Regions from separate parts of the Mus musculus genome. Here all the other regions are linked to region 3. Evidence: chromatin loops called from intact Hi-C (ENCODE). Cell type or tissue: gastrocnemius. All regions are shown on one strand. Region 1 overlaps Aff3 (AF4/FMR2 family, member 3). Region 2 overlaps Aff3 (AF4/FMR2 family, member 3). Region 3 overlaps Aff3 (AF4/FMR2 family, member 3).

Region 1 (8,000 bases), 120 kb before region 3:
TAAAGTAGACACAGCAGTGGAAGAAGACAGGAGTCCAAGGACAGCTGTGGGCATAGGACAGCCATGGGCACAGTTGCCTTTCTACACACGTAGCAAAGCAGGCTGGCTGGAAAAGAAAGCCTTTCACCAAACAATACCAGGGTAGCGAGTGAGGGGCTGAGTCTCCTGTTTCATTCAGCTGCAGAGACAGGTGCTAGACCTCAGTATAAAACCGAGATGACAGAATTTCAGGGAAAGTTAAAAGGCAGCACCTTCACTGCCTGAAAATAGATGTTCTCTAGAGAAATTATAAAATCAGACAACAGAAAGAAAAATCCTCATAAATTTACCTGTATCAAAAGAAACCTATTTCATCAGAAGGAAAGGGCAAGCCAAAAGTTTGAAGGATACTTCTGTAGTCTATAATCTGGCAAATGATGTACCCAGTATATATAAGGAACTCTGGGAAAGTCCATAAATAAACAACAAATGGTTTAAAGTGGGCAAAATCCTCAAAGATACTAGAGAAGATATGCAAATGGACACTAAGCAGATGAAAGGGTTTGTGTCACTTATTATACTCGTCCAAGGGAAACACAGAGCCACAGTGGAACACAGCCACGTCCTCATTTTTATGAGTCGAATAAAAATGGCTGACAACACCGGGCAAGTGGCAGTGACATTATGTAGCGATGGTAACCATCTTCCTCTGCTGTTAATACATTAAGTGGTGAAGACAGGACCTGAAGCCTAGACCTCAGTCATAGGAGCGAAGTTCATAGCCAGTATCCATTGCTGCTGTCTCAGGGCCACTGGTGCTCCTTCAGAGATGGCAGCCATCCTGGGAAGAACAAGCCTTACTGTAATACCTGAAGACGAGACCAGATTACTACTAGATAGCCCTCCAAGGAATAATGGCCAGATGGAGATGTCCAAGACCCTGCAAAGCCCACAGTTAGGCTGATTGCTGAGCTGGCCTTTTTGGAGGCCTGCTAGCCATGAGGAATGTACTCTCAAGTCAAAGGTCACGGCACGGGCTTGAAGACAAAACCCCAAGAGAGTGCCCCTTTACATTTGTGGATGCCCCTCAGTTGGCCAGAGTAAGTGTGCCTTGAGAGAATGAAGATTATAAATGGCCTTCATCAGTCAACATGATGGGATTAAACAAAAGGGTTAAACTCCTAAGAAGAAAAAATAATAATAACCAAAATGAGACAGAAGGAGAATGGCCCGTCCAGTTGCCTACATTGTACAGTAAAAGGAGTTGGAAGTTATTATAAGCTGGACTAAATTGCAGCAACCCATGAAATGTTCCTTCTTCCAAAGGTAATGTATGGAAAATGCCCATTACCAAGCTGGTACCCAATAACTCACCGTTATTGCCATTAGACGAATATTTATGGTGAATAAAAGCCCCAAAACAGCCCAGTCTCTGTGGCCATTCAGAGCTTTATTAGAAGCTTAATTTGTCCTTTAAAACAAGTAGAGAACTTAGAAACAATGAAAGGAATTAAAGACAAACTAGTACAACGTTTTTTAAAAAGGTTTTCCAGTGAGGCCAGGACTAAGAAAAGAAAGATCTGTTATCAGTGTAGTCCATGGGTGATGCCCAGAACAAACCCTTCCCCGAGCCTCCACGGGGCAGGACTGTATGCAAAGGCTTTGCCTCACTTCAGAGAGCATGCATGGCCTGTAGAAGCCAAAGACCAATGCTTCCACGACTTCCCTTACAAACATCTGGCCTGCTGTGGGCATCGCTGACTAGGGAAGAGTCAGTCTGACTGAGCCTGCGTGCCTGTGTGCAGCATGCTGTTGAGCCAGAAGGGGTAGCTTGTTCAAGGATGGCAATTTTCCATGCTCATAGCAGAATTACCTTAAAAATGTTAGGTACGGAGGAAATGATTGTTCAATGTATCAAGAAACGTGTCATTGATACATATGCATATAATAATCGGGTTACACAAACTGGTCAGCTAATAGCATCTGGAAGTTGATCAAAGTCTATTGGAAAATGGTTTCCCCTCAGGGAAAAAAAAAAGAAAAGAAAAGAAAAGAAAAAAGATTTTGTTTTTCACTGAGAAACTTGAAACCATGGTAGTATTTATTTTGGCTGTGGCAATACGTGTGTAAAATGATGAATTATGTCCGATCTTTTAGCTTATTAGGTGTCTGTCCCTGGAGACCTCTTCTCTGTATCTGTGTAAGTGATTCGCCAAGATCCTGTTAGCTAGAAAGCTGAGAAAGCTAACGAAACAGCCCTTGCTGGAAAAGGCTGGCCAGGTCCTGCTTCCCCCACTCTCAAATACCAAGGATGAAAAATAAGTACTCCCAGACCCCCTCAGACATCATACAGAAGCCCAAGGTAGATGCAGGTCTGTGAAGGAATGAGGGGGCATCTCTCAGAGACTGCCATGAGCAGCCTGCGTGCACGGCTTAGTCAACATGGCTGGTGGAGGAGAAAAGATGCCAGGGTTGTTGTCCATTTTGCCCAAGAGGGAGGTCGGGTGTTAGATCACCTTGGTTCAACTCTCCTGTTCATGTAGGAATGCCAATAAGGTTTGCCCTTCTAGAACAAGACTATGTCTTCTGTGATCCTACACCTGGTTGGAGGCTTGACCCAAGGGCTGGTAGAGAAGCCTCTAGCAAAATGGAGGCGTCCATTCCCATGTCCTCTGTTTGATTCTCTAGAGCCTCGTACTTCTCTTCCCTGTTGTTGTTTGCCTCTGCCTATGCAAGGCTGGCCAGCTTGTAAAGACTTGGTTTCCTTAGAAGACTTCCAGGGATTCTCCTGAACCTGCCTCCTATCTCGCACTAGGTGCGCTGAGATTACAGATGTCTGCTCCTGCATCCCGCTTGGCCTGAGTTCTGGGTATTACAGCTTAGCCTCTCACACTTGCACAAGTACTTTATCCATTGGGCCATCTCCCGAGCCCTTGCTCTGCACAGAGCTGGAACAGGATGGGCCTGAACACAGCCCTAAAACCCAACCCCAGGGGACTCAAAAGTATCTTCATCGGACCCACATAGTTTTCAGTTAAAGAATTGAAACCCAGAAGATTGTAGGATAGTCTCACGGGCTTGTGATGGAGCTGCTCGGGCCCTGTTTTACGGTAGGAGGAAGTTTCTAGTGACCCCTAAAAAGACCAGATACACAGCTAGTGATGAGCTTGTGCTTACAGTGGGTGGTCTCTAGAGCTGTGGTTCTCAACCTTCCTACTGCTGTGACCCTTTAATACAGTTCTTCATGCTATGGTGATCCCCCAACCACAAAATTATTTCCATTGCTACTGCATAACTGTAATTTTGCTACTGTTGGGGATCATAATGTAAATATTTGTGTTTTCCGGTGATCTTAAGGGTCCCCCATGAAAGGGTCGTTTGACCAAGAATGGAGTTGCAACCCACAAGTTCTAGAAGAAGGCATGAGCCCTTCCAGTGCACAGAGCCTGTCCTGGCAAACTTCAGTTGCTCTGTGTTCTCAGTGACCTTAGCAGATGCTAACTTCTTTCCCCCTTTTTTTGGAGGAGACCTTTGGCTGTAGAAGGAATCTGTTTCTTGTTACCACATTTACTGACTGTTACCAACAGTAAATATCGTCTGACATTAATGGATTGGTTTTGTTTTCTCCTGGCACAGCCCTGCCTTCCCCACAGCTTCCTCTCCGTGCTTGTTTGTAGGAGCCTCCCCTGCATTCAGAACATTGTATTTACACAGTGCCAAAGTCCTTGTACGAGTAAATAAATTGGTAGAAGAACCCAGCAATGATTGGAACACATTCACTGGGCATTTTGTGCACTTTCTCTTACTGTCTATCACTGTGAGCTGAATGTGTTCTCTCTTCCACACAGTCTAAGATGGGAACCTCTGAAATGCACAGCTGAAGTGGTTACAAACTGAATCCACCCTTGCCCCTTATCACTGGTATCCTATCTGTACACCTGGCACCTGAGATATTTCCCCAGATTAAATACCTGTTCTGTGCCAGGCGCTCAACTGGATACATTGTTGCATTCAGTCCACAGGGCAGTCTGATGAGGTACATTACCACTGTATCACCAAGCACTGAGCAGGCTCCCTGAGGCTTCACAGTTGGCGGCAGCAGCACCAGGAGTCTGGCTGGTTGCCCGGCTCTAAAGCCGCTGACAGGCACTGCTTTAGGTCTGTGGCCTGGCACTGGAGACCTCTGAAGAGAAGAGCAGTCCTTAAGGAAGAAATGCCATTTCTAAACAAAGGGCTGATAGTTCCCTAAAAAGCTCTTTCAGTCTTCATCTCCCACCTACTGACAAGAGAAAGGCCTCTGGAGGGCCTGTGAGGATACAAGGAAAGCCGGGCCCCAGGCCTTAGTGCCTGCCCTGCGGGAGCCTACAGTGTGGGCAGAACTAAGCAGAAGTCTGGAATTCTCCTCCCAGCAAGTGGGTTCCCAGCCTCAGCCCACCTGCTCACCTCAGAGGGCCTCTGCTGCTGGCACAGGCCACCACAGTGAAGCCATGCCTCCCAGATCTCACAGAGAATGTAAAATGCATTGGCCGCTGCAGCTAGGGTTCTGCCATAGAGAATTACCCACTTCCACCTCTAGTCTGACATGGCTGAAGTACATGGTTAGGGCAGATGACTGAAATTTTACACACATGCCTACGTACACTCACCTTTTTAGGTTGTTTTCTTTTTCAATACTTTGCATATTTAAAAAATAAGGACTGTATGGAATTTCAAGCATTCAGGCAATAAAAGCGAGTATTTAGTGACCACAAGTTGGCATACTTATGCTAAGTGCACGGACCAGTTGTGTTATTTAAACGAATGTGAACTGAAGCTGCAAGGGGGGTGAGGTAGCTCAGAATCTTCACAGAGTAGACATAGCACCTCCATTTTATAGAAGAAGAAGTAGTAGCCCAGCGAGCACATGTACACATGCAATAGACAGACCAGTGTTGTTGGATTTTGTTTTGTCGTTTTACTGTCCGTATGCGTGTTTACCAGCATGTATGTCTCGGCACCATGTGCATGCAGTGCCCAGAAAGGCCATAAGAGGGCGTCAGATCTCCTGGAGCTGGAGTAACATGCAGTTGTAAGCCACGGTATGTGTGCTGGAAACCACTGGAAAAGCAGCCTGGGTCCTTATCCACGGAGCCATCCCTAGCCTTCAGGGATTTCGAACGCACTTTGTCCATGGGCACTGGATTACATTAAAAATACAAACGGGAATTGACACCTGAAGTGGTCTCCAGGCATGTCCAGTGGTTTGGATGTGCTCTGTGAGGCTGGATGTCCGGTGTGGCTATACAGAAGTGAGCTAAGGGACATTTAACATAAGAGATGGAGCCTGGCGTAGAGTCTTCAGTTCCTTGGGGTTGCTGGTTTCTTGGGCATTGTAAACCCTGAGCCTGACTCCTGAACCTCTCTGGCTTTTAGTTTTGTGATGTGACTGATTCTTACGTTAGCACCTTCTGCCTCCAGGTCCTCACCAAAGCCAACCCAACACCAGAGCCCTCTAGGAATTGGACCCAAGCCAGCCTCTAAGCGTTGAAAGGTTTTCCAGCTGGGGTATTTCGTTATAGCAACAGAAAGGGAGTAATTTCAGAAAGACGCAGAGCCACTGAGTGATCTCACTTGGAGATTTGTTTGACCCAAAAATTACAAGACTGATTATATCTACTGGATCACTTATATTTAAGGGCATAGAGGACAGAAGGAATATTGGGGTGGTTTTATGTGTGTGTTTGTTTTGAATCTCCAGGAATAAATAGAATATTAGAAGTAAAACAAGAAAAATAGGCAATAATTGAGTAGAAATAATAACCATAAACTTTTGCTTCTTAGACCAATATGATAAAAATTTCAGAAACTATATACTCTGGAAATATTTTTCAAATCAGTAAACATAGAAAATACAGATGGAAAATATTTATAGATTTGAGGAAAAATCATTCATTTGACCACAAGACAAAATTTCTTTTTTTTAAAGCCATCTTCAAAAATGGGGAGTCTTCCCTATCTTGTGCCCCTCGCCCCCCTTTTTAGTGTGCTGAGAAGGTCCCCACCCCAAGAGTGTAGAAATGACATGGGCAAAGCACAGGCATCCATGCGTGAGAGGTTTGTGATTGAGCCAGGATTCGGCCTGGTTTGACTCCTGGAGCCATGCTTTTCAGGACACCTCTGTAGATGACCTGTCCTGGTCACTAGACTTCAGCATATTCGTAAGACGATGAATATTGACATGTCTCTAAATAACCAGAGTTTTTAATCGTCACTGTTACTGATCGTGCCAAGTGCCTCTGAACAAGAACTGAGCAGAGAAGATTCCAAACTGATGCTCAGTGCTTGAATAAATCATCAGCTCAGACCCAGCTTGCATGGCTGGGAGCAGCACTGGGGTCTGTTGTTACCTGGGAGGCATTTGTGCAAATGCTGACCTTGGGTGGTGCTGTGCGAGACCCTAGTGCCTCCGATGGACCCTGCCCATGCCATGCTGCTCTCTGCCCTGGGGAGCTCGCAATCCAGCACGTAGGCCACAGTTAAAATAAAGGGAAGCTGTGGAAAGCTTTCGAGGCCAGGAACATTCAGGAGGAAGGTCTGTAGGAAAGTTCCCCTCCTCTGGGAGGTGTAAATAGATGCCTCTCTTCAACCTCTGAGTAGAGATGCCAGATAAAATACAAGGCACCCAGTTCAATTTGAATTTCAGATAGACAAGGAATAATTTTCAGTGTGTGTTCTGTGCAATATTTAGGGCATACATATGCAAAAAAATATTATTTGTTGTTTACATAAAATTCAAATTTAGTGGGAAATCCCATTAGTTTCACTTACTAATTCTAACACCCTGCAGACATCACATCGAGACTCTTGACTCGAGTGTCTTCAAAGCACTGATGAATAGGAATGAATGATAAGTGGAGAGTGGAAGAGAGGGAGAGAAAGAGACAGAAAGAAAGAATGAAAGCTGGAAAGCTGCCAAGTAAAATAACTAGATTCTGGAGAAGAAGAAGCAAAAAAAAAAAAAAAAAAAAAAAACGAATTCCTAAAACTGAGGTCATAGAATGGAAAATATCTGTTTCATGGAGTCTTGAGCCTGAATATTGGCCGGGCCAGGGGGCAGAGAGAGGGAGGGAGGGAGGGAGGGAGGGAGGGAGGGAGAGGGAGGGAGGGAGGGAGGGAGGGAGAGAGAGAGAGAGAGAGAGAGAGAGAGAGAGAGAGAGAGAGAGAGAGAGACTGTTCTTTGTATCTGTGCGGCTCCACTTATCCAGGAAGGGAGGAAGTGGAATGTGAAGATCCTGAAACCCTGGGACTCGGTTTATTAATTGCAGGTTTTGTCTTTCTTGCAAGATGCTCTGCCAATTGGATAGCAAGGAAAGGTACTAAACTTCAGCTCTCATTTCTAAGATGCCCTTGAAACTTCGTGGATAACTTTTTATTTGTCTTGTGCTAAAAAGCAGAAACTGATCTGACACTTGATATGGAGAGGAATCTGCACTGTTTGAAAAACACAGATTGGCTGTGAAGCGAGAAGATGGATTTTTCTTTCTTTCGGGTTAAAAATATTAACTGACAGCTCGGGACTGTTTGCTTGTCCTTTATCTCTAACCAGACAAAGTACTCTAACCAAGAAACCTCTTGCCTTCATCCTGGGCACGTCACAGACTTGACGCTGTTCCTGGGAGATGGAGGTGTAACTGTGAGTCGGGGAGAAGGATGGTTGGAATGTGTAGCGCGTTATTTAAATCACGTGTGCTAGGTTCTGACCTGCTAAGCCACAGCTGGATCAAGCCTTAAACAGGGTAAGAGTCATTTCATGTTACTGGTTATCTTCAGTCTTGCAAGCACGGGCAGCTCTGGGTGAAGCTCGGCCTGCCGGTTTGTGCTGGCTGTTGCGCGTGCTAATAATGTGAGGGGAAAGGTGGATGGTTTCTGTCTGTGCCATGAACTACAGTTTAACACATGGCAGCATTAGGATTGTGGCCTCGGCATTGGATCATGTTTTTATTTAGTGTGAGAGACAAGAGTCTGCGTGTTGGAGATGTTTT
Region 2 (8,000 bases), 63 kb before region 3:
TGCCCCACACTGCCAGGGAGAAGTATGTAGCACTTGCCCCCACAGTCGCCCCCTGCTGGAAAAATTGTGTTACTGCAGCACCCTTTACGAAGAAGCTTGCTTTCATGACATAGCAGGGCTCTCCACTGTGTTGCTAACAGTTTAAACTTTGGCTGCTTGACAAAAATGTGCATGTGTGTGAGATACTTTTTTTTAAGTGTTGATTGAGCGCATAATTTAAAAGTCAGAATATTAAATAAACATCTCTCCCTTTTCTTCCAGCAGGCAGCCCAGAGAACAGCTCTCCGCGCTCTAGCTGACAGGTACATTTTGTCATTTTTATGAACTATAAATTGCTTTATGAAACATTGAGCCCTATTTATTGTGGCATATAATTCATAATCGGATTTTGTCCCTAAAGAATCTGCGAACTGGGATGTTAAACATTCAGCGTGCTTGGATTTGTCATGCGTGCATGGAGTTTATTACCGCAAAACTTGGCTTGTTGTATTTCACATAAAGTATGAAGAATCCCTTGTTGTGCCGTGAAACAAGAGACAAGAATCTTAGCGGGGAAGGCCTGAGTGGTGTGGTAAATTCTGAACTTTGGAATTGGCTGAGAGCCAAGCTCATTTCTCACCAATAAGTATCTCTTTACTTTGAGGTGTTTTCTTCGCTCTTTCCATATTGGTTCACCCAGAGGACTCTGTCTTCCGATAAGATTTTCTCTTGAGCCGTACGCGTACAAGCCACCCACTCGTGCTCTCCTGCCCTACTCCCTGTACCTTTGCCTGTTGCTCATCCACCGGACTTCGTATGCCCTCCGTTGTTTGTCCTGCCTTGTATGACTCAAGGAGTCATAACCCTGAAGAAAAAGCATAAACTGGAACTCACACCTAGAACAGACCATGACATGTGTGTGTGTGTGTGTGTGTGTCTGTGTGTCTGTGTCTGTGTCTGTGTGTGTGTGTGTGTGTCTGTGTCTGTGTCTGTGTGTGTGTGTGTCTGTGTATGCGAGTGTGTGTGTGAGAGAAAGAGACAGAGAAAGAGACAGCGACAGAGAGGGAGAGAGAGACACACAGAGGCAGAGAGAGAGAGAAAGAGAAAAGGAGAGGCAGGGAGAAAGAGGGCAAGGGCGAGAGTGGGTGAGAGAGCGGGCACACAGGCACACCTGTGCTCTGTCAGCAGTCAGATGAACCCCCGACATATCTCTCTATCTCGACAGTGTCAGACTCAGTCAGAGATGCCCCTGAGGTGACTGGCACACACATCAGGATTGTCTAGCCAGCCTTTGCCCTCCCTTCCTTCGGACTTCCCTTCAGAATGAATGAGCAATTGCTGACTGAACCAGATCAGTCCAGCACTCCTCCCAGGTGCGGCTCCTCACGTAGGTGACTTACAGAGAGCACACGAGTTGAAAGCACTTCCTGTGGGGGCCTGAACCTGAGGAAGCTTATTTCAACCAAGAGCCTTTCGCCAGTGACAGTCTCCGAATCGGGCAGTGCTTCTGGGCCCTTTGGTCAGAGGGACCAAGGGTCCAGACTCACACTGTGACCCAATCAAGCTCTTCCTACATATATTTCTTTCTTCTTTTTGTCTTCTCTTTGAACGTAAGAGTCTTTTGGTCGAATGCTTTGAAAAGCAAGGGAAATCCAGGTTCCCAGAATGGCCATTACTGTACATACAGTACGTCCTTTCTGGGGGGGTCATGAGAAGCTTGTGATATCACATTAGTGCAGTGTTTCAAAACCCTGTTGATAAACCACAAACCACCCATTTACACCCTTTCGATGAAAAACCGTGTATGTTACCCTGAGAAGCATCATGGCAGCCTCTGTCAGAATAAATCAAACCGCCGTATGTTAAGAAAATGGGCATACCATCTAAGATCAGATTGGCTGCATCAGAAACCAGGCAGGACACAATCAAAAGTCTCTCTCAGTGACTTAGCCCTGGGAAGCCATTGTGGATAGATCTTAATGAGGACCCCTTTGACCTCTTTTGAATATTCTCACTAGAACCTGTCAGGCCAGCGCAGTGCCCAGAAGCCAGGGCCCCGGTGTCACCATTGCTTTCTTCCCCAATATAAAAGGCCATTCCCCTCTTCTATCCAGAAGGTTTTTATTCAGAATTAGAGGAACTCGGCTCACTTCCAGGTGATAGCACAAACTACTGCACTGCTCTGGCGACGCCTTTGTGGGGAGCTGCCTTCTCCTTGTTTCTCTCTGTCTGCATTAATTCAGAGCCTAGCCACTTGAGTGACGAGCTTTTTGACACTGTGACACACCATTATGACAAAATCTGTGTTCAAGAACCAAATGACTGAGTTACAATGAAGACATTTCTTAAGTGACTTCTGGGTTTGGTGTTGGGTTGCAGTTGGTAGCCATTTTTAAGCACATGCAACTCGTGGCCCTAGGCTGGACACCCCTCTAAGGTATGTGTATGTGATGGTATGTGCCTTGGGCAAACTTGAGATCTTATGGTTGGCTTGTTTAGCTCATCGAGAATTGTGCCACTTCCTCCCACTCAGGACACATTCTGTTTTCATTATCAGGGCATAGGTGAGAGCATCTGGAGTCACTTAGAGATGGTTCACTGTGTAACTTGACTGGCTTGGATGTTGCTGTGTGGAGCAGGCTGGCCTTGAACTCACAGTGATTCACCTGCCTTTGCCTCCCAAGTGCTGGGATGAAAGGCGAGCACCATACCCAGCTCTCATAGTGAGTTCTAGGCCAGCCAGGGCTACATGGTGAGATCCTGTTTTCAAAATAAAGAAAAATGAATTGTAAAAGCTCTTCTTCAAACTCAGGACTTAAAAGCACCTACTGAATTTTTTGGATTCACTAATTCATTATTTTCTAGTTTTGTTTTTGTTTTGTTTTTAATTAGAGGATAGTAACGGCTCACACGGCAGGTATCTTTTTCTATCCTGTTACTTAATATTTTGAGTAAACCAATATCTTTAGAAAAAAATATCATTGTGCCTTGGGTCCATATCATGGTATGATTTGGTTACGATTCTGTCTGTCAGAATAACTACAGATTTGCAATGAAACTGATCATCCCAGCCGTGGGCTACCCGGGGCAGCTACTCAGAGCATGGGAAAAATCCATTAGTCACTGTGGCAGTGACAAAATATCTGCAACTTAAGGAAGGAAGGGTTCATGTGGGCTCACAGTTCCTTGGCATTCTGTGAAGGTCATCATGACAGGAACTTGGGACAGCCAGTCACATTATGTCCTCAGTCAGGAATTGGGTAGCAATGAACCGTCCTTCACTTCCTCCTTTCTCTTTGCTCTGGGCGCCCCCAGCCTGCAGAACCATGCCGCACACAGTTAAGGTGGGTCCTCCCATCTCTGTTAACCTAAATTCCGCTGTCCCTCAAGGCTCTTCTACATAATTCTTAATCCCGTCAGGCTGACAGTGTAAATCATCACAATCTATCAGACATCAGATCACAGGATTCCTCTGGCTTCCTCAACTCCGTCTTCTAGCCTGTTCTCATTTCTGTCTATAAAGTTCCATAACAGTTACATGGCACTCCCCTTTTTATCCAAAAGACCAAACATGCTCAGGCCTGACGTGTTCTCTAAGTTTGTGATTTCTGGAGTTGGGCAGAGAAGCATCTGTCTCTTCAAACATCATTTCTTCATTGCAGAAACCCTTTCTTGTAGCTTATTTAAAAGATGTCTTACACTGTGTGTGTGTGTGTGTGTGTGTGTGTGTGTGTGTGTGTGTACAGGTGCATGTGTGCGTGCTTATGTCTCAAGATCAGAAGACAACGTGCAAGAATCGGCCTTCTCCACTTAGATCTCAGAGATCTCAGCGGGCAGAGGGGCTTTAGTGGCAAGCCCCTCTGCCCGCTGGGCCACTCACTAGTCCTTGTCTAACTTTCTCAGATACACACAGTCCTGGCCTGTCTCTATCCACAGTACACTGGCACACTGGAGCTTAACACCCGGGACATGGGCTCTGAAGTTTGGGAAGTCTCATGATCAGTAAACAGTCCTGGAAAATAAAAGCTATAATGCATCCGTTGCCTAACTTCGAAACTCGCCTCATATACTGACCAGAGCAGTGGGCTTTGTTTATAGTGCAGTCTACATAGCCATAGAAGAGTACACTAGGCAAAATGAGAAGCGGGACTCCAGCCAGCTCACCAGATACACCCTGAGATGACAGGATCGACCTGTTCTGGGAAGATGGGGCAGTACGAGTTTGGTTCTTCTCGATACCTGACTGTGGGTTTGTGGTTTTTTATTTGATTTGATTTGATTTGATTTGATTTTTTGTATTTTTTGTATTTTTGATAAGTTCGAGCCCCATTGGTGTCCCCAAAGGATGAAAACAACAAGCAGCCAGGGCAGGAAGAGGTGACAGTTTTTTGAGGAGATAAATAAGCCAATTAATGGAGATGACTTTGCACGGGGCTCTATCTTTATAATCTAAGTGCTTTTTCTTCATATGGGCAGTTGTACTTAATGGACGTGGGGAGGGAGGGGAAGAAATGGATGCCTGGTTCCTTTACAAAGATGGGAGACTCTGCACTGCAGAAGCCGCCTTGTTATCAGAACCGTGGAGAATATGCAAGGGCTCTGAGAGGGGCAGGATGTGTGTGCAGCCTGCGAGGAGCCCTGACTGTGATTAAGTTCTCTCTGTAAGTAGTAAATAGCAGACAGCCCTGATCAGAAGAGGGATGCGTGTGATTCATCAATCTGAGCGACTGCTCATTTGCAGAGGAGCTGGAGGTCAATCTGGAAGTCTGCGGCCAGAGGAGCGGGAGGAGATTGCCAGGACTAAGAAGTTAATCATACCCCCAGACTGCTTCCATCTGTCTTGGGGCGACAGAGCCTCTGCACGGAGAGCAGGCATGCTTTATAGCACCAGATCAGGAATTAATATTTTCTGTGGAACCTCAGCATCATTTGCAGCAACTCAGGCTTTATAAAAATGGAGCATAATTTGGTATGAATAAATCACACTCTGTTAGAAATATGAGGGGCTGAGGAAAAAATTCACTTGACTCAAAAAAAAAAAAAAAAGAAAGAAAGAAAAGAAAAGGAAAGGAGAGAGGAAGGCGCAAGAAAGCTAGTATCAGCGCAGCCGTGAAGCAGCGGCACTTGGAGGGCAGGAACGGCCGAGTGCTTAAATTGTGCATATAATCATTTTCTGAAATGTCAGCGTGCAACTCCCAGCCATGGCTACATTTTTATAGCTTTGGAGACACATCACCAGACTATAACCTGTCTGCCCATCTGGCAGATTCTCAGGTCCAAGATCCATTTATATTGAAATCCAAACAACTGCCTCAGATTTATTCATTTATTCCACGGAGACTTGCCGAGCACCATGCGCTCGATGGGGTGCAATGCGGGATGAAGTGCACCCTATGAGAAGTGCTGCTTCTCAGGGCCTCCGCCAGCAGGAGGCAGGGGTATGGAGAGAGGTCTTCTGAACTTGGCTCTCTGTTTTCCCCTTTCTCAGATAAATCTCATGCATGGAGTCCTATTTTCCATGGGGAAGAATAGATGGAAATGAAGTCGATGACAAATAGCCTACAATTAAGGGAGCTTCACCTCTATCTACAGAGCCGAGTGTGAAATGGTCTGTGTCCAGAGACAAGATCAAACACGTATTGGGGGTGAGGTGAGGTGCTGGCTGGCTCAGCAGGGGCTCCAGCTTCTTTTTGCTGCCCACTCCAGTCCAACAGGCCAGCTTCAGAGGAACCAAGGGCGTGTAGTGCACTGGCGACGGCCACCAACTCACAAGTGTACCTACCCTTAGGCTCTGTTCTGCTCAGTCCGGTGGGTGTGAGGGAGGTCTGCAGCTGCTAGGCACTGCTAACTGATCCCTTCTAAAAACATTTTACATTTTTTCACTTATAATGGGCAACACTTGTGCCACTGGGTGTCTGGGAAGGTCAGAGGGCAATTTGAGGAAGGTCCTCAATTTGAGAAGGGTCCTCTCCTTACCTCTTAGAGACCTAGAGCACAATGACTCTGGTCATCAGTCCTAATGGCAGGTGCTGTCACCTGCTGAGCTAGCTGGCTGGCTCAAGGGATCCTTTCTCTAAGCATCAAAAAGAAGAGATGGGACATTTTTAAGGAAGTTTTAAACTCACAGCGCTCACAGTGTTAAAGCAACAGGTCGCTACTGGCCGAGCCTATAGCCCCTGTTCTCTAGTTTGTCTCCAAAGGGTAGTGTTACTCTTTAGAAACTGTATCATTTTTTTTAAATCTTCAGAACAGTCCTGAGAGGTACGTGGAACCTTAAAACAAAACAAAACAAAACGATGAACAAACCAAACCATGGGTACATGTTGTGACTCAACCAGGGGCCACATGGAAGCAAGTGGCCTAGCTGTGATCAAACACAGGTCCAACTGTACACTCTGCCATCCTCTCAGTCGATACTGGCTTGGAAATGGTCAGAGACCTCCACCGTAGGCTTGGCCACCTTTCGCATCCTCGATCTTGCTGCTGTAGACATCTTTTTATCCCTGGGAGGTTGCCTGGCAGGGATAGGGAAGAAATTATTGGATGGCTAAATGAATGAATATATGACTGCATGCATGAATGAATGAATACATATATGAATGAATGAATGCACAAATGAGTGAATGAATGCATGGATTAATGAATGCATGAGTGCATGAATGAATGAATGAATACATGTATGAATGAATGCATGCATACATGAATGAATGAATGCCGAACCAAACCAGTGGTTTGTGGTTACAGAGGCAACTCTGGGCTTAAAGTAAAAAATGATTTTCTGAATCTAACTCCATGTCAGTGATAGAGTGCCTTGAAAAGAAGTTGATGCAGAGGGACTCACCATTGGGAGTTCAGGCAGGTACCAGCCTGCTTGAGAGTCAAGCGACATGATCAGCTATTACATGGATAAAACAAGAGAGACACTGAACAATTAATAATAGCAAAATCAGTCCAAGGGTAAGCAAGACAGTCTCAGTAAACTGCTCAATGCTTAAGTTAGAGTAGAGTAAGTTAAGAACCCAGGGACAGGGAGAAGATCCTGCAGTCTCATCAGAAAGTTTCTGGCACCAAGTGAGGTCAGGTGATGAGTGCAGCCCCACCCCCACAGCTGTAGCCCCATCCCCACTCTCATTGCAGTGATTTGTATCATGGCAAGACTTAAAATGTCCCCTTCTTGTCTACTAACGTATTTGGTGAACATTTACAGTTCTGAACCTGAACACTGGGTAAGGCACCATTCAAGGATCAACATACCAAGATCCATCATTTGTGGCTCCCACTCCCAAGGAGCCTGGCATTCGGCAAAGAGAGGATGGTCCGGTGTGTCAGCATGCACAGTGTTCCTCTTGGAACAGTTGTGTGTCAGCATCCTGAGGACCACAGCCATCTCAGCAAGGAAGAAAAGATTCAACATTAGGGCCATACAGAGGGGCTGCCGTCAATAGGATCCCACTTCCTTTCGTGTCCTAAAACTGCTGTCCCTAAAAATCCTACTGAGTGCACCTGGCTTTCTATTAATAGACTCGAGCAACTTCCCTCCACATCTCAGACCCCTGGGACAAACTCTCCGACCCCAGGGCTGATGCTTTCAGCCACTTCAGCAAGGAAAGCCCCCATCAAGCCGTGGGGGAATCGGTGACCTTGGTAGGGTATGTGGAGCAGTCAGAAAAGGGGACCCGATGGGCATTTTAGCTGTGACATGAAGGAAAACTTCATCAGTGCCCGTGACCAGGAGTGGAGCACAAGGACTATCTGTATGAACAGGGTCAGGCTTCAGGGTATCCAGAGAGTGGCTCTGCCCTGTGGGGAGGGAGGGACTAGAAGCAGCTCCACGGGGTCTGAGACACAGAGCAGCACTTTCTTCAACTGCTCTGTCTCCCAAAGGAAGATGTCTTCTTCTACTAATCTTTATTTATTTACTTATTTACTGTTTACATCTTAAACGCTGATCTAGCCTTTTTCTCTCCTAAAACACCAAAGCCAGGATCCTAGATGAGGTCTGCTTGTACCTCTGAGGGGGA
Region 3 (8,000 bases):
GGGCTTACAACTCTCCCTTGGCTTGCCTTCCTGCTTCGTATGTGTGGCAGGGCACCTCTTGCACAAAGCCTCCCTGGTTGTCCAAAGTGAGCGGGGATGTGACCCTGTGTCCCTCAGATAGGAAGTGGTAGGTGTTGAACTCATTTCTTCTATAAGTTGCTTGAAAACAAAAGGTCAATAGGGAAAATGGAGATTGAAGTTTGTGGTAGACCAGTTAGCTGCACAAGCCACTGGGTTTAGTCCTTGTCACTCAGATGAATAAATGTATTCACTCATCCTACTTCTCGAGAGTGGTGAGAAGAAATGACAGTAGTAACCTGAAATGTAGACCTAAGGAGGCAGTTCTCGGAAGGAAACCAACGAAGGACCGGACCGTCAGTGTATAGCTAAGCAACAGTGAATTAAAACTACAGGCAGACCAGGTGTGCAGTTTGATTTTTAAATATCTGATGCCACGGGGCCTACAGTGAACTTCAGTGTTGTGTCCTGCTTAAAGACATCATGCTGTCAAGTGGACAGGTGAATCATAGCCACAACAAAGCCGATCAAACACACCGGATGCAGATATGACACCTGGCCCAGAGGGAGCAGAGTTCAGAATGAGTGGCACCCCCTCAGTACCCAGAAAGTGGAGGTGAGGGGAAGTTCTCTTACCTAAAGGATGACAGCAGTTAATGGTAAGGTGTGTTTCAGAGGAACTTCAAGAGACGTTGGGTGGTTGATTGGTTTAACATTCTCACCAAAAAAAAAAAAAAAAAAAGGCAAATGAATAAAAAGGTACTGTGCTAACTACCTTGCCTTCATCAATATACAGTGTGAATGTGTATCACATGTCAAATTGTACCCCATAAAAATGTAACCAGTTATGAACTCTGCCATGATGGGGTTTGTAAAGGAGCAGAGTGGCTATTTTGCCACTTAAATCTGTGCCTTACCCACCAAACCTAGCTCCCCTCTCCCTAAAAGACACTTGGGAGCCAGGGCAGGGGCATCTCTCTACAAGGGAGAGATGTCCTCCCTCCCCAGGGCTACAGAGAGCAAAGGATCATAATCAATTCAGGGGACAAAGCCACCTTACGGTTCTTTCTTTTTCTCTTTTTTTCTTTTCTCTCTTTTTTTGTTTGTTTGGTTTTCAAGACAGGGTGTCTCTGTGTAGCCCTGGCTGTCCTGGAACTCACTCTGTAGACCAGGCTGGCCTCGAACTCAGAAATCTGCCTGCTTCTGCCTCCCGAGTGCTGGGATTAAAGGCGTGTGCCACCACTGCCCGGCCATCTTAAGATTCTTGCCCCTGAGTACTGTTAGGTTGGGAATCACTCCCAACTCATGAATTTCCAAGTCACTACAAACTACAGCAAACATGACCACAAAAGATCCAACTTTGTGTGTGTGCATGCATGTGCATGCATGTATGTATGTGCGTGTGTGTGCATGTATGTGCGTGTGTGTGCATGTATGTGCATGCATGCATGTATGTGTGTGTGCATGTATGTGCATGCATGTATGTATGTGCGTGTGTGTGCATGTAATGTGTGTGTGCTGTGTGTATGTATGTATGTATGTTTGTATGTGGCATGTGTGTGTGTGTATGTGTTATATATGTGGTGTGTGTGTGTGTGTGTGTGTGTGTGTGTGTGTGTGTGTGTGTGTGGAGGTTAGGGGGTATGTATGTGTGTATGTATTTTATGTGTGTAGTGTGGTGTATGTATGTGTGTGGTATGTTTCTGTGTGTGCATGTGGTGTGTGTGTATGTGTGTGTTATCACTAGAGCCCCAGAATGAGAGGAAAAGAGAATGGGGCAGAAGACATAATGGCTAAAAATCACTGAACAAAAGACAGATTCAAAAAGCCAAGAAACCCCAAACAGGATAACCCTAAAGACATACCAAGACATGCCAAGACACACCATGACAACATGGGACTACAAAACCCAAATCCTGAAAACAACCATAAAGCAAAGGCATGTTGTCAGTGCTGAGACCACCTCCGAGGACAGCAGTGGTCTCCTCTCACTGGGGCAGAGGGAGTCTAAAAACAACCTTCCAGTGCTCAAGCTGGAGTCAGGCTAAGGGCACCAGAAGCATGTGTCTCTAGTTGACCCACATCTCTTGCTTCCCTCTCCGGTTCTCAGAGCATAATGGAAGGTTGGAATGGAGATAAAACAAAAACAAATTGTATTTGGAGAGTGCCAGAATACAACCTAGTTATTTGTAAACTAATTAAAAAAAAACTTAAATAAAAAAAATTTTTTTAAGAATGAAGGAACTTCCTCAATAAAAAAGACGTGGTGGAAAAGGGAATCTTGGGGTGTCCAGGAGGAAGAACATTTGTAGCTGTGTCCACAATAAACTGTTCCTTCGAGTGAGCTTTGTAAATGGTTTGATGGTTGAAACACAATTTACACCACTGTCTGGTATTCAAGATACTATGACTTTAAAAAAGGGAGGTAAAGACGTCTGTGCCTCATCAGTGTAAAACATCGATGCCATCAAACGGCAGTCACACAGACAGGGCTCTACCCTGGGCAAGCTCTGGGGTAAGCTGCAAAGGGCTGCTCTCGGAACTTAGAAATTCTGCAGCAGCAGGATTACTTTCTCAGCCGTTTTCAGCAAGCCGCTTGCTATGCCAAGAGCTTCACAAAGTCAAATCTGAGCACTACATCCAAGTACCAGGGTGAGCTTCAGCTCTATCCTCAGTGGCGCAGTGTGGTAGAAATGCAGAAATGACGCCTACCGTATCTGTGAATGCTTCTCGAGCTTGCAGCACTCCTGAGAGTTGGTTCTGTGTCATTAAGGTACAGAAGGTAGCACATCATACAAGCCATCTCTTTCCAGTTGGCACAGTAATGCCATCAGCTAGCTTTTAAGGCAGGCTTGTCAGCACTGTGTACACCGATGGATGTACTCAGGTTGGGTTCAGTGGTTAAGAACACCCACTACCTGTGCAGAGGACCCAAGTTTGAATCCCAAAACTCAAAGCTACTTTGTGACTTAGGCTCCGGGGGATCCGACACCCAGTCTGTCCTCCATGGGCATCCGCACCCATACATTCCCATATGTACATACATGTACACACATATACACAAAAAGACACACACATATACATAAAAAGAAAGGAAAGAATGAACACCTGAGGGTGGGGTGGAGAGCCATAGAAAAACTTCTGTTGATACCCAGAAAGAACTATTTAATTCCTTTGCTTTTTTATCTTTTTTTTTTTTAAGGTATGCTATGAGACTAAAAACCCACTCAGGCCCCAATGCCACACCAGAGGACAAACAGTTAGCTGCGCTTTGGTAAGTATAACCCCAGCTCTGCAAATGGGGTGCTGAGCTGCCCTGTGCTTCCTGGAACCTCCAGACCACTTTCCCCTAAGGTACCCTGAGTTCACGGTTGACCACATCACAGGGAGAGAATGATGACAGTAGTCGATCAGGGTAACCAAAACCAGCAGCCCCCTGTCTCAGAGAAATCAGGTGAACAACAGACACCCAGTGTGGACCTCTGGACTCTACACATGCATGGGTAGGCATGAGCACATACATATACACACATGTGCCCACACACAAAAGCGAAGTCAAAACAGCGGGCCCCACCTCAGTTCTTTGAACGTGAACTGTGCTAAATGGAATTTTTCTTACACTTAACACTTTACATGCAGTCAAAATCATGGACAAGTTACTCTGCATGCCGAATCAGTATGCACGAGTACCCACAATCCATTAGAGTTATCAATACACTGAACCGAGGGGACGCTCATTTTACTTAGGTAGTAAAATAATTTCTTCCACACTAGCTAATGGGTAATTAATCTCCCTGCACTTAGGATTACAGCAGTAAGGGCTGTGCAGTGATTACTCTCCCCACAGCATCTGCTCTGCCACTTCAACCCATCTCTCAAACTGTACGGCCCCTCTCTTAGTCTCTTGTCCTGTGAATTCCAAGTGGTGTGTGCCCTCAGCAGGTTCCCTGAGCTCTAGGTCTAATCTGTGAGATGGAAGAGCAAATGGAATCTCAGATGGCCTAACCGCAAGGGAGACACAAGATGATCTTGAGCCGTTTGACGTGATTTCCTCGGGAGTTTGAGGTGCTAGAAGAGGTGGATCGGGTTATACTGGGCGCCTTGTGATTGTAACACATTCCTGATCTGAGCTGGGGAAGAATTACCCGTGTCAAGCACCAGGAAAGAATGAGTCTCAGGAAATGCTAAATATGCCCTTTTCTTTATTGAAGTACCGTGATGAGATTAATAAATTGACGGTGATTAATAATTAATGTTGGAATATATGTAGGTTATAAATAATTATACAAAACGTTGTAGTAAATGAGCAAACGTAACTAGCCTCAGATTAGTATTTCTGTTGTGGTTGTAATGCACTTTATTTGAACTGATTACAATCTAGTAAAGCGTTAACAAGCAGAGGTGATAGAATCTGGGAAATTGCTGTCCCGTCTGCGAGGCCAATAGCTCGCCCCATAAAGCAGGGTAGAATGTGCTAGCACTCCCGCAGGCTGTAGTGGGGAGACACTGCCCTCTGGTGGTGGAAGAGGAGAGTGGCCTGACCCTGTTCCCAACAAAGAGCTCTTCAAGCTGTTATTACACCTCATCTGGTGGTAAATGCAGGTATGGGGGTCCTCCTTGGAATCTTGAATCGTGTTTTTTTGAACAAAAGGAACATCAAATACTCATACACATACTTAAGATGGAAACATTTTAGAGGTATAAGTGTGATCAAAATATTGAGTCAGAAATGACAGGATTTGTTCTGGAGCTTCGCTGTGAAAGACACACGTTTCTCTTCTTCCCCTGCAGTTACCGATGCCTGGCTCTCCTATACTGGCGGATGTTTCGACTCAAAAGAGACCATGCTGTAAAATATTCAAAAGCACTTATCGACTATTTCAAGGTACTGCCTAGCAAATAGGCACCATGCCTCCTTGTGCTAGGCTCTCTCCCTGGCAGAGGCACCTCTGAAAGGCCTCATGCACCCATTGCCTTGAGGCTAAACCTGCCATCTCTGTTGTCCAGAGTCACCCCATTTATGACACACTTGTGGTTTGCAGGGCTCCAAGAATGGGCCTTGAGAGCCCAGATAACTTGTTCCCCTGTCTTCATGTCCTTATTTTTATGGCCTCTAAACAGAGAATGTCCAATTTGTCCCCAATGTCTAGGGGATAGATCTGTCCTTAGAGCAGACCTGATTCCTTATGTCCACGTAGATTCTTAGAAGTAACTACTTAGACCCACTGCCCTGAGTTCATCTCTTGTAGCTGATTTAATCTTTGATTGAAATGTCATTTTTAAGGATAGGAAATGGCTCCTTATAGCTCAGAGACCCTCAACAGCAATGTGTGGTGGTGACACAGATCGAATCACAGCCATGGCAACTTTTATCTCAGAAAATTCAATTACTTTCCTGAGAAGAATACAAAACTATCAAAACAAATGAAGAGCACCTCTTTGCTGCGCTGTTGCAAGTGTACCTGAAGTTAATCATTTGTTCAAAATGTCATTTGTCTGAGATTACACCGTCCTTGTCTCCACCCCTCCTTTGTCACACACATGCATGCACACACATGCACACAAACACACAGACACACACATACACATACATGCATACACATACACACACACACAAATACATACACACACATACAAACACATACACAGATACACACATACAAACACACAGACACACACATACAAACATGTACACATATATACACATATACACAGACACATAAATATAAATACACACATGCACGCACACACATATATAAACACACAGACACATGCACGCATGTGCATGCACGCGCACACACACATCTTTTTTAGTCATTTATTGACATCCTGAACATCTGAGAGACCAGCTGGATGGTCAGGCTACTCTGGTGATGCTCTGGTCTGTGTCTGGTGCACTGCCATTTTCTAATTGTTCATATGGAATGACTGCTGCGGAGCAATGAGATAGCCTGGCAGGCTTGTCAGGAGGCAGAGGCAGGAGGATCGCTGCAAGTTCCAGGCCAATCAGATCTATACAGTGAGACCTGTCCCAAACACACATAACAGACATGGGAGAGGAGGCAGAGAGAGTGACTTTCAGATCAGAATCTAAGGGATGAATTGCTATATAGAGTAAAACCGAAGATGCTTGGAAAAGGAGTAAGATAAATTCTGTGATCCCAGTGAGTCCTGGCAAGCTTTTAAAGGATTGTTTTCAGTGTGTGTATCCAGTCTGAAAGTATGAACAAAAATGGACAGAGAAGGGAACAGAAAATCAGTTTCTCTTCTAGGAGTTATGGGCATTTGTATGTTTTTAAGTATATTTCAAGTGGCAGGTTACTATTAATAGTGTACAGTGTGGTTTGCTGTACACTGCACCTGTTAAATTGCTGCCACCATCTTTGTGACAGGACATCTCAGATCTGTCCCTCTCTCCCAGTTCTGACCACATGCCTTCAGGGGACCTCCAAACCTTATCCTTCCTGTTGAAGTTTTGTAGCTACTAGGTGCCCTTTGTGCCACACTCTAAGGATCGTTTAAATACAGCTTGGGGCCTGGAGCCTGCAGGCTACCGTGATAATTTGGCTGTGAAAAACATGCTTTAGCAGTCCGTCTCTAGGGAGAGATTGTCTCTACCCATGTCGTGAGGCTTACAGACTTCCATCCATTCAGAAGCTGCCTGCAGCCCCCAGACGTCTCTCCCTCTTCCACGTCGCGCTCTCCTGTCCACAATGTTGACGTGAGGAGACACAGGTGAAGAGCCTCACGTCAGCTAGGCACGTCAGAACCGTTCTGGCAGGAAAGAGAGGGAACCCCCTAAGGTGATATTTTCTTCCCGGCTTTCTCCATGAGACACGTGAAAGTGGCAGTCTGTGACTCTGTCCTGTGTCTACACTTGCGGAGAACCTGAAAAGCCAGTTCTTATCATAGTGGTAGCTTCCCCACTAACACTGGATGGCCAGGCACTTCACGAAGCTCCTTCTGCCGGAAGCACCTTCTTAGGTGGGCATGGTTTCTTGTCCCTGAAAGGAAGAAATGGTGGGACCCTCATTGTCCTAACCCCTCCTGGTGTAGACTACCCAAGAAGGCAGGTCAGGCTCTCAGGAAGCCCGCTGGCTGCACTTGCCAATTTCTCTTGGTTAAGAAAACACTTTCCAAACTTTTTGGTTTGGGCTGGTGTGCTGCCTCAGAGGCTAGACACGTGGCATCTAGCTGCCTGATGATTTGAGTTCCATTCCCCCAGGACTCACATGGTAAAAGGAAAGAACTGACTCCCACAAGGTGTCCTCTGACCTCTACACACCCATGGCATGCTCTCACACACAGCCCTACACACACACACACACACACACTTCACACACAGACACATAAATTTTTTTTAAATTGCTTTCTCTTGCTTGCTTATATGTTTCTGCTTTGTTGTGGTGCCTTGGATTAAACCTGGGAGCTTCTTATACCAGCCAAGCAGTCTGTGACTGAGCCACACCCCAACACAGGGAACCTTTAAATGCCTGATGTAGTACCTAGCCCATGAGATGTAATATCCAAGCCAGACTACCTCTGGAAGTCAGGGGCTGAGGATAGAGCTGAGCGGCAGAGAGCTTTCCTGTAACACCTTGGGCTCAGTGCCCAATACCACCAAAGGGGGAGGGGACATCTCAGTACAATTAATTGGGCTAGTAATAAGGTACCAATAAGTGTTAGAATTTCTAAATTTTCCATTAAGAAACACATGTGAAGCCGGACAGTGGTGGCGCACGCCTTTAATCCCAGCACTTGGGAGGCAGAGGCAGGCGGATTTCTGAGTTCGAGGCCAGCCTGGTCTACAAAGTGAGTTCCAGGACAGCCAGGGCTATACAGAGAAACCCTGTCTTGAAAAAACCAAAAAAAGAAAAGAAAAGAAATACATTTGAAGCTATTACTTTAAGAATATTCTCTTATTCCTTTAAGAGAAATAAGTTGTTGTTGTTGTTGTTGTTGTTGTTGTTGTTGTTGTTTGA

Evidence for each region. A loop is a pair of places that touch in the nucleus more often than their neighbours do. Peaks named below come from ENCODE experiments on the same cell type or tissue, not always from the same donor. Only the 100,000 strongest peaks of a DNase experiment are listed, where the experiment ranks them.
Region 1: it touches region 3 in a loop (2.6-fold over the local background); 4 of 42 quality-filtered maps call a loop at or near these places.
Region 2: it touches region 3 in a loop (2.3-fold over the local background); 2 of 42 quality-filtered maps call a loop at or near these places.

What each region holds. Positions count from the first base shown.
Region 1 is chr1:38,304,432-38,312,431 of GRCm38, reverse strand. The region is part of intron 8 of Aff3 (AF4/FMR2 family, member 3); the gene reads left to right. Among named protein-coding and RNA genes, the nearest start is that of Gm16150, 89 kb to the right of the region's middle. In gastrocnemius, a CTCF peak has its summit at 4,996 (motif pointing right); DNase peaks (open chromatin) are centred at 4,389, 5,011, 5,456, 6,070 and 1 more place; H3K4me3 peaks cover 798 bases; H3K27ac peaks cover 4,396 bases.
Region 2 is chr1:38,244,943-38,252,942 of GRCm38, reverse strand. It overlaps Aff3 (AF4/FMR2 family, member 3), which reads left to right. Exons shown (of 22, transcript NM_001290814.1): 10 at 262-302. It overlaps Gm16150 (a long non-coding RNA gene), which reads right to left. Exons shown (of 4, transcript XR_865363.3): 2 at 7,234-7,366; 3 at 6,821-6,874; 4 at 5,292-6,494. Among named protein-coding and RNA genes, the nearest start is that of Gm16150, 30 kb to the right of the region's middle. In gastrocnemius, CTCF peaks have their summits at 58 (motif pointing left) and 3,287; DNase peaks (open chromatin) are centred at 48, 4,725 and 5,673; H3K4me3 peaks cover 475 bases; H3K27ac peaks cover 1,327 bases.
Region 3 is chr1:38,182,228-38,190,227 of GRCm38, reverse strand. Aff3 (AF4/FMR2 family, member 3) reads left to right here. Exons shown (of 22, transcript NM_001290814.1): 18 at 3,221-3,292; 19 at 4,810-4,903. Among named protein-coding and RNA genes, the nearest start is that of Gm16150, 33 kb to the left of the region's middle. In gastrocnemius, a CTCF peak has its summit at 4,532 (motif pointing left); DNase peaks (open chromatin) are centred at 4,521 and 7,620.